2 separate regions of the Homo sapiens genome follow, and region 2 is linked to region 1. A link is an interaction called in ENCODE POLR2A ChIA-PET data of the cell type or tissue named here. Cell type or tissue: Panc1. All regions are shown on one strand. Each heading gives the region's core, and the rest is flanking DNA. Links, peaks and the distances in the headings are about the cores only. Region 1 holds the start of PRPH (peripherin). Region 2 overlaps KCNH3 (potassium voltage-gated channel subfamily H member 3).

Region 1 (5,362 bases), core at 109-5,108:
TTTTAGTAGAGACGGGGTTTCACCGTGTTAGCCAGGATGGTCTCGATCTGACCTCATGATCTGCCCGCCTCGGCCTCCCAACGTGCTGGGATTACAGGCGTGAGCCACAGCGCCTGGCTGGTTATTTATTTATTTATTTTGAGATAGGATCTCAGTCACTGGGGCTGGAGTACAGTGGTGTAGTCACAGTTCACAGCAGCCTTGACCTCCTGGGCTCAGGTGAGCCTCCCACCTCAGCCTTCCAAGTAGCTGGGACTACAGGTGTATGCCACCATGCCTGGCTAATTTTTGTGTGTTTTGTAGAGATGGGGTTTCTCCATGTTGCCCAGGACTGGTCTTGAACTTCTAGGATCAAGCGATCTGCCTGCTTTGGCCTCCCAAAGTGCTGGGATTACAGGTGCGAGCCACTTCGCCTGGCCTGGAGTGGAGGTTTGTGTCAATCCTAGACCCGGAGAGGCAGAGACCCCAGCTGACAGATGCAAGTATTAGGGATGTGCTGAAGCAGAGGGTAAGGCTGGGAGGAGCTTAGCATGTCTTTTTTTTTTTTTTTTTTTTTTTTTTTTGAGACAGAGTCTCACTCTGTCGCCCAGGCTGGAGTGAAGTGGCGCGATCTTGGCTCACTGCAACCTCTGCCTCCCGGGTTCAATAGATTCTCCTTCCTCAGCCTCCCAAGTAGCTGGGATTACCGGCGTATGCTACCACGCCCGGCTAATTTGTTTGTTTGTTTTTTGAGATGGAGTCTCGCTCTGTCACCCAGGCTGGAGTGCAGTGGCGCGATCTCCGCTCACTGCAAGCTCCACCTCCTGGGTTCACACCATTCTCCTGCCTCAGCCTCTCCAGTAGCTGGGACTACAGGTGCCCGCCACCACGCCCGGCTAATTTTTTGTATTTTTAGTAGAGACAGGGTTTCACCATGTTAGCCAGGATGGTCTTGATCTCCTGACCTTGTGATCCGCCCGCCTCAGCCTCCCAAAGTGCTGGGATTACAGGCGTAAACCACTGTGCTCCACTGGCATGTCTTTGTTCTATGACTGTTCTTTGGCCAGCCATGGATCTCTTTACTCTCCCAATCTCCCACTCTCTCTTGCCTACATGCCCTCCTAATCCAGCTTTGAGCCCGTGGCCTGACATTTAATAGCACTCTTGGCCAGGCGTGGTGGCTCACGCCTGTAATCCCAGCTCTTTGGGAGGCCGAGGCAGGCGGACCATTTGAGATCAGGAGTTCGAGACCAGCTTGACCTACATAATGAAACCCCGTCTCTACTAAAGTACAAAAATTAGCCAGGCATGGTGGCAGGTACCTGTAATCCCAGCTACTCGGGAGGCTGAGGCAGGAGAATCGCTTGATCCCAGGAGGTGGAGGTTGCAGTGAGCTGAGATCATGCCACTGCACTCCAGCCTGGGCAACAGAGCAAGACTCTCTCTCAAAAAAAATTTAATTTAATTTAATTTAAAAATAGCACTCTTGCCAGTAACCTAAACTTCGTTACTCACCTTCCCTGCAAACCCCTGAACACATGCAATAGTTGTTTCTCTTCCAGCCTTCATCAGAGCAGCCAAGGGAGGCAGGAGGAGGAGGAGCGATGAGAATACTGGCAAATACTTCTACAGCATGTACTAGGTGCCAAGCACAAGTGCTTTACAGAGGGTAACTCGTTTAATCCTCCCAACACCATGAGGTAAGTACTGTTATTATCATTCCCATTTGTGGATAAAGAAAATGGGGTGGCCAGGCGCGGTGGCTTATGCCTGTAATCCCAGCACTTTGGGAGGCCGAGACAGGTGGATCACGGTCAGGAGATCGAGACCATCCTAGCTAACATGGTGAAGCACCGTCTCTACCAAAAATATGAAAAAATTAGCCGGGCGTGGTAGCAGGCGCCAGTCATCCCAGCTACTCAGGAGGCTGAGGCAGGAGAATGGCGTGAACCCGGGAGGCGGAGCTTGCAGTGAGCTGAGATCGTGCCACTGCACTCCAGCCTGGGCGACAGAGCGAGACTATGTCTCAAAAAAAAAAAAAGGAAGAAAAAAGAAAGAAAGAGAGAAAGAAAGAAAGAAAGAAAATGGGGTGAACAGAGGTTAAGTCACTCAGAAAACCCAAAGCACACAGCTAATTAAGGTGAGCAGCCATGAATGAACCTGCACCATCTGCCCAGAGTCCCGGTCCACCAGGGGAGGATGAGGCCAGGGAGGACTTGGCTTCTTCCGCCTTGGGTCCAAGCACTACTTTCAGCAACCAGGGGCACAGTCCAAAAGAAGCCCAGACTCTCACTGCTCTTGGGGCTGACATTATCACTCTGGAGGTTAATAATAATAGCAATAATAAAACCAGCTTCCATTTTCAGGCTTTAAGATGTGTGTCCTAAGCACTTCACATGTATTTATTTATTCCTTTAGTCCTCCCAACAACACTATGAGGTAGAAGCTACAGTTAGTTATCTCCCTTTTCTTGAGGGACATGAAGGGACGTAGTGACGAGCCTAAATTCTACAACAGAGTGGTGGATCAGATGGGAAGTGTGGCAGCTGGATGCCAGAGCCCGGCTCTTAACCCAGACTCTTTGCCTACCTTTGCTCCGCCTGGAGTTGCTGGCCTGCTCCTTCTGCTTTAGGGGAGGAGCCTCTTCTGCCTGGCAGTTCCCCACCCAGGCCTGATCCACAGCTCCAGAGCCCTGCTGTGGCAGCCCTCTGTCCCTTCTCCTCCGAGGCATGTAGGTGGCCAGCGGAGCCCTTAAGCAGGGTGAGGACGGGAACTCCATCTGGAACTCCCCAGGCCCAGCTGCAGCCCCAGCAGCCTCTACTCTCAGAGGCTTGGGTCCCCCACTAGTGCCCTGTAGACAGGGCCTGAGCTGGTCCTCCCCAGGCCTTGCCCGCCTCTCCTGATGCAGAGCTGGCTCCCTGCTCCTGGAGGGTGGGGCCAAATCCGGGATAGATGGGGCTCCAGGCCAACAGCAGCTGGGGCTCAGTGCCCAGGACTGCGGCAGGAAGCACCAAGGCTTCCCTAGCCCCTCCTCACACCCACCAAGCCTCCCGGCCCTATCCCGGGTGGGACCCTACCCCTCCCAATTCCCAGGAGTTAGGGGAGGCCAAGCTGTCATTTATTCGTCCTGTCCCATCTCTCCCTTCCTCCCGCTTCCCACTCCCCTGGCAACCAAACCAGACCCATCAAGGAGAAGGAACTGGCAGCTGTGCAGGGAGAGACTAATGGCCCGGAAGGAAGGAGGGGCCTGGAAAGGAGACGAAGGCGGTAGGGACGTGAGCAGGGCGTTGGCCCTGGCCCATCTCACAGGACGCACAAAGGGGGGAGGGGGCTGCTGCCCTGCAATACTGAGGAGCTGGCCAGCCAGGGAGCCGCCCTCCTTACCCCCAGCCAGATATCCAGGCAGGAACCTGAAACCTGCTTCCCCAGATGCACTCTCTTGTCCTCAGGTCCCATCTGAGGCAGACCTGTCTCACAGGACAGCGCTGGAGTCCCCAGCAGCAGCAGCAGCCCCAGCCCTATGGTTCCTGGCAAACCCAGCAGACCTCAGCAACCCGGCTCCTGCAGACCATCCGAGCTGCCTCTGTCCACTCCTGGGCAGGTTGTGCTTGCATTCTGGAAGCTGTTTGACATACAAAGGCCAGATATCAGCCTTCTCGCTAACTCTGGAGTAGGGGAGGGTGTGGTGGGATGTGTGATTGTGTGTGTATGTGTGTGTATGTAGTGTGTGTGCGCATAGATATACAAAGCTGTGTGTATGCATCTGTTTGCGTGCGCAGGTTTGTGGACCTGTTCTGGGGCCTTCTCTCTTTCAGACTGCTGGGGATGGGCACTTTCTCTTTCCCCATCTCTTCCCCATCCAGCCCCACCCATCCCTGGTACCTGCAACTCATCAATACTGGAAACCAGCTCCTGCCAGTCCATCCATCTCTCAGCCTTGGCAGCCGCTGTTGCCCCTCAGCCCCCTCCCCTTCCTACCTCAGGAATCACTCTGGTTCCTGTAAAGCCCATGACTGAGCAGCAATTGGTGTGGGGTTGGGGGGAGGGAGAATCCAGTAAACCAAGACAGAATACAAAAGGCCCACTTAGCCCAGCCCGTGGCATGGGGCAGACCCTCCCGAGTGGGATCCAGAGCTGGGTCCAGCCACCCTCAGCCCCCTATGATGTACCCACCTCATTGGGGCTTGTTGCGGGGTAGGTCTAGGTTTGGGGGCTGTGTCTTTAAGGCTGAAACATCAGCAGACAACCTCTGCTGGGCCGTCTTCAGGGGAGGGGGAGGGGGGCTGGTCAGCCCATTAGCAGCAGAGCTGGCGCCAGGCACCAGCCCTTCACAGGGCCCTGGGGATTAGGGAGAGTAGCTCTTCCCCAGCCCGATCTGCCTCTGCGCCCCTGTCTCCTATTCCTCTCTGGGTGTGGTGAAGGAGGGGTAGCTGACAGCAGGTGAAAATAGAGCCTGGCCTTCAGGGGGCAAGTCAAGGCACTAGCTATGGGGCCTAAGCCAGGTCAACTCTCCCTCCAGCTGGCCTCCTCCCTACTCCTGTGCCAGAAGCCTGCCCTTTAACTTCAGGTCCTTCTACCTCGCAATTTTCAGGGACTCTAGTTCAAGTCAGGCCTTCCTACCCTAGGTTCTAGCTTTGGGTGCTTGTTGGGAGGAAGTGACCCCCACCCCAGCGGCAACAGGGGGCAATCAAGTGGGTAGAGGCCTGCAACCAGGGAAGGGAGGGGAAGGCGCTCCTGCTGTTCCGCAGGGGTGGGGCATCCCCCTCCCCATACAACCCCCCTCCAGCGGGCCATCAGGCCAGTGGGAGGAGCTGCCCGTGCCCCCCCTGAGACCGCAGGGCTATAAAGCCGCCTCGCAGCGGTCTGCGGCTCCTTCCCAGCCCCCGGCCTAGCTCTGCGAACGGTGACTGCCCATCCTTGGCCGCAATGAGCCACCACCCGTCGGGCCTCCGGGCCGGCTTCAGCTCCACCTCATACCGCCGTACCTTCGGTCCACCGCCCTCACTATCCCCCGGGGCCTTCTCCTACTCGTCCAGCTCCCGCTTCTCCAGCAGCCGCCTGCTGGGCTCCGCGTCCCCGAGCTCCTCGGTGCGCCTGGGCAGCTTCCGTAGCCCCCGAGCGGGAGCGGGCGCCCTCCTGCGCCTGCCCTCGGAGCGCCTCGACTTCTCCATGGCCGAGGCCCTCAACCAGGAGTTCCTGGCCACGCGCAGCAACGAGAAGCAGGAGCTGCAGGAGCTCAACGACCGCTTCGCCAACTTCATCGAGAAGGTACGCTTTCTGGAGCAGCAGAACGCGGCCCTGCGCGGGGAGCTGAGCCAAGCCCGGGGCCAGGAGCCGGCGCGCGCCGACCAGCTGTGCCAGCAGGAGCTGCGCGAGCTGCGGC
Region 2 (5,362 bases), core at 225-5,224, 250 kb after region 1:
TCCTCTTCCTGGAAGCAGACCCCAGAGGTAGTGTCTGTAAACACTCCTAGGACTGCCCATTGCTGGGCTGGGCAAGTGAACCCAGGAAGTGAGGAATACCTGAGCCCCCAACTCTAAACATTCTAAGTGGTCAATGAGCCAGACCAGTCCATGGGCCAGCAACTGTGTCCTACACCTGACCCGGAGCTAGGGTGTGTGGGCACACACCCATCATCTTCATGGGCCCCTCTTCTTTCGCAGGTGGTGGCCGGCGCCGATATGGCCGGGCACGATCCAAAGGCTTCAATGCCAACCGGCGGCGGAGCCGGGCCGTGCTCTACCACCTGTCCGGGCACCTGCAGAAGCAGCCCAAGGGCAAGCACAAGCTCAATAAGGTGGGCTCAGCCCTGGGATGTGTGGGAGAGGGGAGGGGCAGACGCAGAAGATGGGGAAGGGGAACCTGATCTACCACAGAGAGAATGTCCTAGGGGCCACCCAGGCCTTGCCAGCACTTTGGGGGTTGGGACTGAAGGAGGGAAGATCACATGCCTGATCCATCAGAAGAAAGTCCTGGCCTGGGAGGCAGATGGGCCTTGGTTCAATCCTGGCTCCTCCCCTAAGCAGCTGTGTGGCCAAAGCTAAGTCACTTAACTTTCCTGATCTTCAGTTTTCTGATCTATAAAATGGAGATGCTAATGCCATCTCGAAGCAGATGCTGCTTCGATAATGCAGGGATAGAAAGGAGGTGGATGCGGGTCCCAGACTCTATCCAAACTCAGCCTGTGCCAATATTCTTTCCTCTCTGCCTGGACCTGCCCTGCCTCACTCAGGGGGTGTTTGGGGAGAAACCAAACTTGCCTGAGTACAAAGTAGCCGCCATCCGGAAGTCGCCCTTCATCCTGTTGCACTGTGGGGCACTGAGAGCCACCTGGGATGGCTTCATCCTGCTCGCCACACTCTATGTGGCTGTCACTGTGCCCTACAGCGTGTGTGTGAGCACAGCACGGGAGCCCAGTGCCGCCCGCGGCCCGCCCAGCGTCTGTGACCTGGCCGTGGAGGTCCTCTTCATCCTTGGTGCGTGCACTCTGCCCCTTCCGCCCCACCCTTTGCTGGCGCCCTGGGGCTTTGCTGGGGATAGTCCACGTGGCTTCCAGGGTGCTACAGTGCCCCCCTCGCTCTCTCTCATTTGTAACCTGTGAGCTTTGAAATCAGACCTAGGTTCCAAACATCTGCCACTTAGAAGTTATATGACCTTGAGCTGGTCAAAGCCTCTCTGAGCCTCCATAAAATAGATTCCCCCTTTGTAAAATAGGCAAAATGATGTCTACCTGTTACAGTTACTGTGAGAACTAAGACGATGTATGGGAAGGGCCGGGGACAGTGTCAACTACTGAGAAAGTGAGCAGGTGTCCAGGCAAGAGTGGCTGCCCCCCCAGCCCCAGTGCTGACTCCCACCCGGATTCCCCACAGACATTGTGCTGAATTTCCGTACCACATTCGTGTCCAAGTCGGGCCAGGTGGTGTTTGCCCCAAAGTCCATTTGCCTCCACTACGTCACCACCTGGTTCCTGCTGGATGTCATCGCAGCGCTGCCCTTTGACCTGCTACATGCCTTCAAGGTCAACGTGGTCAGTGTGGCTGGGCTGGCTGGGTGGGTGGGCTTGGCCAGGGGACAGGCAGGGCCGGCCCGCTGACCTCCCTCCCTCCCTCCCTCCCTCCCCGCATCTCAGTACTTCGGGGCCCATCTGCTGAAGACGGTGCGCCTGCTGCGCCTGCTGCGCCTGCTTCCGCGGCTGGACCGGTACTCGCAGTACAGCGCCGTGGTGCTGACACTGCTCATGGCCGTGTTCGCCCTGCTCGCGCACTGGGTCGCCTGCGTCTGGTTTTACATTGGCCAGCGGGAGATCGAGAGCAGCGAATCCGAGCTGCCTGAGATTGGTACTGGAGGCTCCCTCTGCATGTGGTGGGGAGGGAGTTGTGTCAGAGGAGTGTGAGTGCCAGCGTGGGTGCAGATGTGTGGTGTCCCTACCTGTGCAAGTCTGCACGTGTGCAAATCAGAGAAGAGGGTGTGCAGGTGTGAGTGTGACAGCCACCACCACGTGACGGGCCTGTTCTCCAGCAGCTGGGCCTTGTGGAGAAAGCCCAAGGAGTCCCAGTCGCCCATCCAGGCCTCCTGTGGCCAAATGTTGGTCACATTCCTTAAACCCCTGCCCCGTTGGGAAGGCCAAGCAGGGAGCCACTGCCCTCCAGGGTTTCTCTGACACCCGGCACTCCCCACCCCTCCCCCCGCATCCTCTCTGAAGCTTGTCCCCACCACCTTGGCTTCCAAGGCCCCTGCCTTTCTCTTGTCACCTCCAGTCCACATTTCTTCTGTCATCTCTAGTCCACATTTCTCCCCGCTGCATCCTGCTCTCCCCTGGCCTAAAAAGCAGGCTTTCTGCGTCCCCAGCATCTTCACTCTCCTTCATGTCACCTCCTCTCCTTCCACAGCTCCTCTCTGCTCACCACCCACTCACATCTTAACTCCTGCTGGGAGGGCTTCCACCCCCACCTCTGCACCCAAAATGTCACCTGGAAGGTCACAGTGACCTTCTGGGACCAAACCCTCATCCTCCTTGAAGTCCCTGTATCACCTGACCCTGCCAACCATAGTTCCTCTCAGCTGTGGGTGATGCAGCCCTCAGCTGGCCTCCTCCCAGCTCCTCCAAGTTCCAGGGTCTCCAGACCTTTCCTCACAGCTCTCCCCCTTCACCTTGCTTTCCCTCGGCTATTCCACTGACACCGAGTGAGCATCTCAACTTCCACCCTTTCTCTAGCCAAACCATTCCATTCCAGCTGTTTTTAACTCTCGATGCGCCTCAGGTCCAAAATCAAACCTGACCTCTTCCTCCCCAGCCCTCCAGCCCTTTGTCAGCTTCCAGGTAACTGACATTTAGCCGGGTTTCCAGATGCAGGTGGCTTTTTTTTTTTTTTTTTTTTGAGCTGTCACTCAGGCTGGAGTACAGTGGCGTGATCTAGGCTCACTGCAAGCTCCGCCTCCTGGGTTCACGCCATTCTCCTGCCTCAGCCTCCCAGGTAGCTGGGACTACAGGCATCCGCCAGCACGCCGGCTAATTTTTTGTATTTTTAGTAGAGACAGGGTTTTACCATGTTAGCCAGGATGGTCTCGATCTCCTGACCTTGTGATCCACCTGCCTCGGCCTCCCAAAGTGCTGGGATTACAGGTGTGAGCCACCACACCCGGCAGGTGGCCTCGTATGACTGTCTGCTCCTTGGCAGAGTCACCAGGTGTCCAGATCAGCCTTAGAAACCCGGTCTGATCAGTTTCCTGGGAACTACAAGGCTCCTGTGAATCCTCTCTCCCTCTGCAAGCTCACAGGAGGCCTGTGTGTGTCACAGAGGACCCATTTGAAATTTTCCCCAAGTGCTCTCACTGCTGAGTAGGTGGAAACCAGGACACTCCGGGCAGTGACACCTCCTTGGTGCCTGCTATTCCCAGAGGAAGCCTGTGGTGTCAGCTGCTCTGGGGTCAGACGGCCACAAGATGGACAATGGTGAAACAAAGCCTGTCTCCACCACCCCCAAAGTGGGCTGAGACACCAAATCCCTAGGTCCACTCCCGCCCCCTGAAATGGGACCCAGACACCCTTGGTCTTGTGTCCACGAGACTCCTCTCTTCCAACCACCTCACAGGGGTTGCTGATCTGACATTAAGAAGACCTTCAGCTCCCAAGAATCTCTGAGCTCCACAGGATGGGCAAGGGTGGATCGACCCTTGCAGATACACATTATATTCTTTCACCCTTGACCCCTGAGTTCCAGGGTGGTTTCGTTCCATTTGAGCCGGTACTAGTCTACATTTAGAGACTTTACAAGTTCTTCACATCATCATCTCCTCTTTCTCCAGGGAATCTGCCCCCTAACTGGGTTGGCACCAAACCCAGACCTCTCCAAGTCCAGCCCTGGCAGGAGAGTTCCTTGCAGGGGGAGGTGAGGCTGAGGTGGGGGGGTGGGCAGCTGGCCCAGTTCAGTCTGGTGGGCAGCTCCTTCTCCAAGCTTCCTTGCCTGGGTTTCCTTTTCCACTGCCCATGATGTGGACAGAGTTCCTTCCCCAGGTTCCCACTAGCCCAGTGGAGGTGGGCTGGATTTTCACAAGACTGTGCTGAGTATTGAGGGAGAGAACTCAGAGCACTCCTTGGTGTGCGAGCCCCCAGCCTCCGGGACAGCTCCTGCTGGCCTGACCCCGCCCACCTGGAGGCACAATCCTGGCCCCAGCTTCAGGGGTTGCTGATGCCCCATGGCCAAGACTGAAAGATCAGAGGCCTCCCTGCCACCCTCCCCTGTGTCCTGCTGCTTCTCCCCACCTTCCCTATCCTGGGCATTTGGCTTTGGGTAGCTTCACCCTCAGAGGCCAACTAAACAGTGACTGTGAAGAGTTTTACGTACTCCAATTTTATTTTATTTTTTCTGGAGACAGTCTCACTCTGTCACCCAGGCTGGAGTGCAACGGCGCAATCTCGGCTCACTGCAACCTCCGCCTCCTGTGTTCAAGCAATTCTTCTGCCTCAGTCTCCCGAGTAGCTGGGATTACAGGCATGCGCCACCATGCCTGGCTAATTTTTATATTTTTAGTAGAGATGGGGTTTCACCATGTTGGTCACGCTGGTCTCGAACTCCTGACCTTGTGATCTGCCCACCTCGACCTCCCAAAGTGCTGGGATTACATGCATGAGCCACTGCACCCAACCATGTACTCCACTGCATTCTTATGGCACATCTCAGATAATGGGAAGGTGAGCCCCCACCTTGGTGCAGGTCTTAGTACATCCTCCTAAATTCCTTAGCCTGGAATGTAATGCCCTCAGTGTTAACCCCACATTCTAGCCAAACTCAGCTACTTGCCTGTACTTGTCTTAAAATATCAGTCTCCAGGTTTGGCTCGTGCCTGTCCCTCCACCAGGAATGACCCCCTCAGTTTCTTTGTATCAAAACCCTACTACCCTTTGAAACCAAGCACAAATGTCCCTTCTTCCAGAAGCCTTCTAGCCCTAGCCCATGGCACTTGGTTCGAGCCCCCCTCCCTTCCTGCCGTGTGGCACCTCTGAGATGTAGTTCTGGCCCTATGTCACCTGCCCTTCTGAACTGGAGCCCTCAGGGAGCTCCTGTGGGGCCCCCAGCTCCTGGCACACAGTGTGTGAGGTTGCTGAATGAATGAGTGGGTGGATGACAAGTGTGTGCGGGCCACAGGACCCATATGCCTGAAGTGTTGGGGAGAGTCTGGAGTAGGGGGTCTGTGCTGAGGTGGGAGGAGCAGGGCACAAGTGGAGAGGTGGGGTCCAACTGCATCCTGTGACCCCAAGCCACAGCCACACATACCCTCTGC

The links. Peaks named below come from ENCODE experiments on the same cell type or tissue, not always from the same donor. Only the 100,000 strongest peaks of a DNase experiment are listed, where the experiment ranks them.
Region 2: POLR2A ChIA-PET joins it to region 1 with 21 read pairs; 6 of 35 experiments call an interaction of 5 or more read pairs at or near these places.

The regions. Positions count from the first base shown.
Region 1 is chr12:49,290,296-49,295,657 of GRCh38, forward strand. PRPH (peripherin) reads left to right here and starts at 4,852. Exons shown (of 9, transcript NM_006262.4): 1 at 4,852-5,362. The coding sequence starts at 4,906. It overlaps TROAP-AS1 (TROAP and PRPH antisense RNA 1), which reads right to left. Exons shown (of 8, transcript NR_120449.1): 6 at 4,965-5,362; 7 at 4,153-4,240; 8 at 2,336-3,601. RefSeq lists enhancers at 2,344-3,107, 3,108-3,870, 3,950-4,867, 4,868-5,362. In Panc1, for the core only: no CTCF peak of the experiment used is centred there; no DNase peak of the experiment used is centred there.
Region 2 is chr12:49,542,466-49,547,827 of GRCh38, forward strand. It overlaps KCNH3 (potassium voltage-gated channel subfamily H member 3), which reads left to right. Exons shown (of 15, transcript NM_012284.3): 4 at 241-374; 5 at 810-1,053; 6 at 1,450-1,607; 7 at 1,710-1,917. Among named protein-coding and RNA genes, the nearest start is that of KCNH3, 6.1 kb to the left of the region's middle. RefSeq lists enhancers at 1-1,194, 541-1,454, 5,082-5,362. In Panc1, for the core only: no CTCF peak of the experiment used is centred there; no DNase peak of the experiment used is centred there.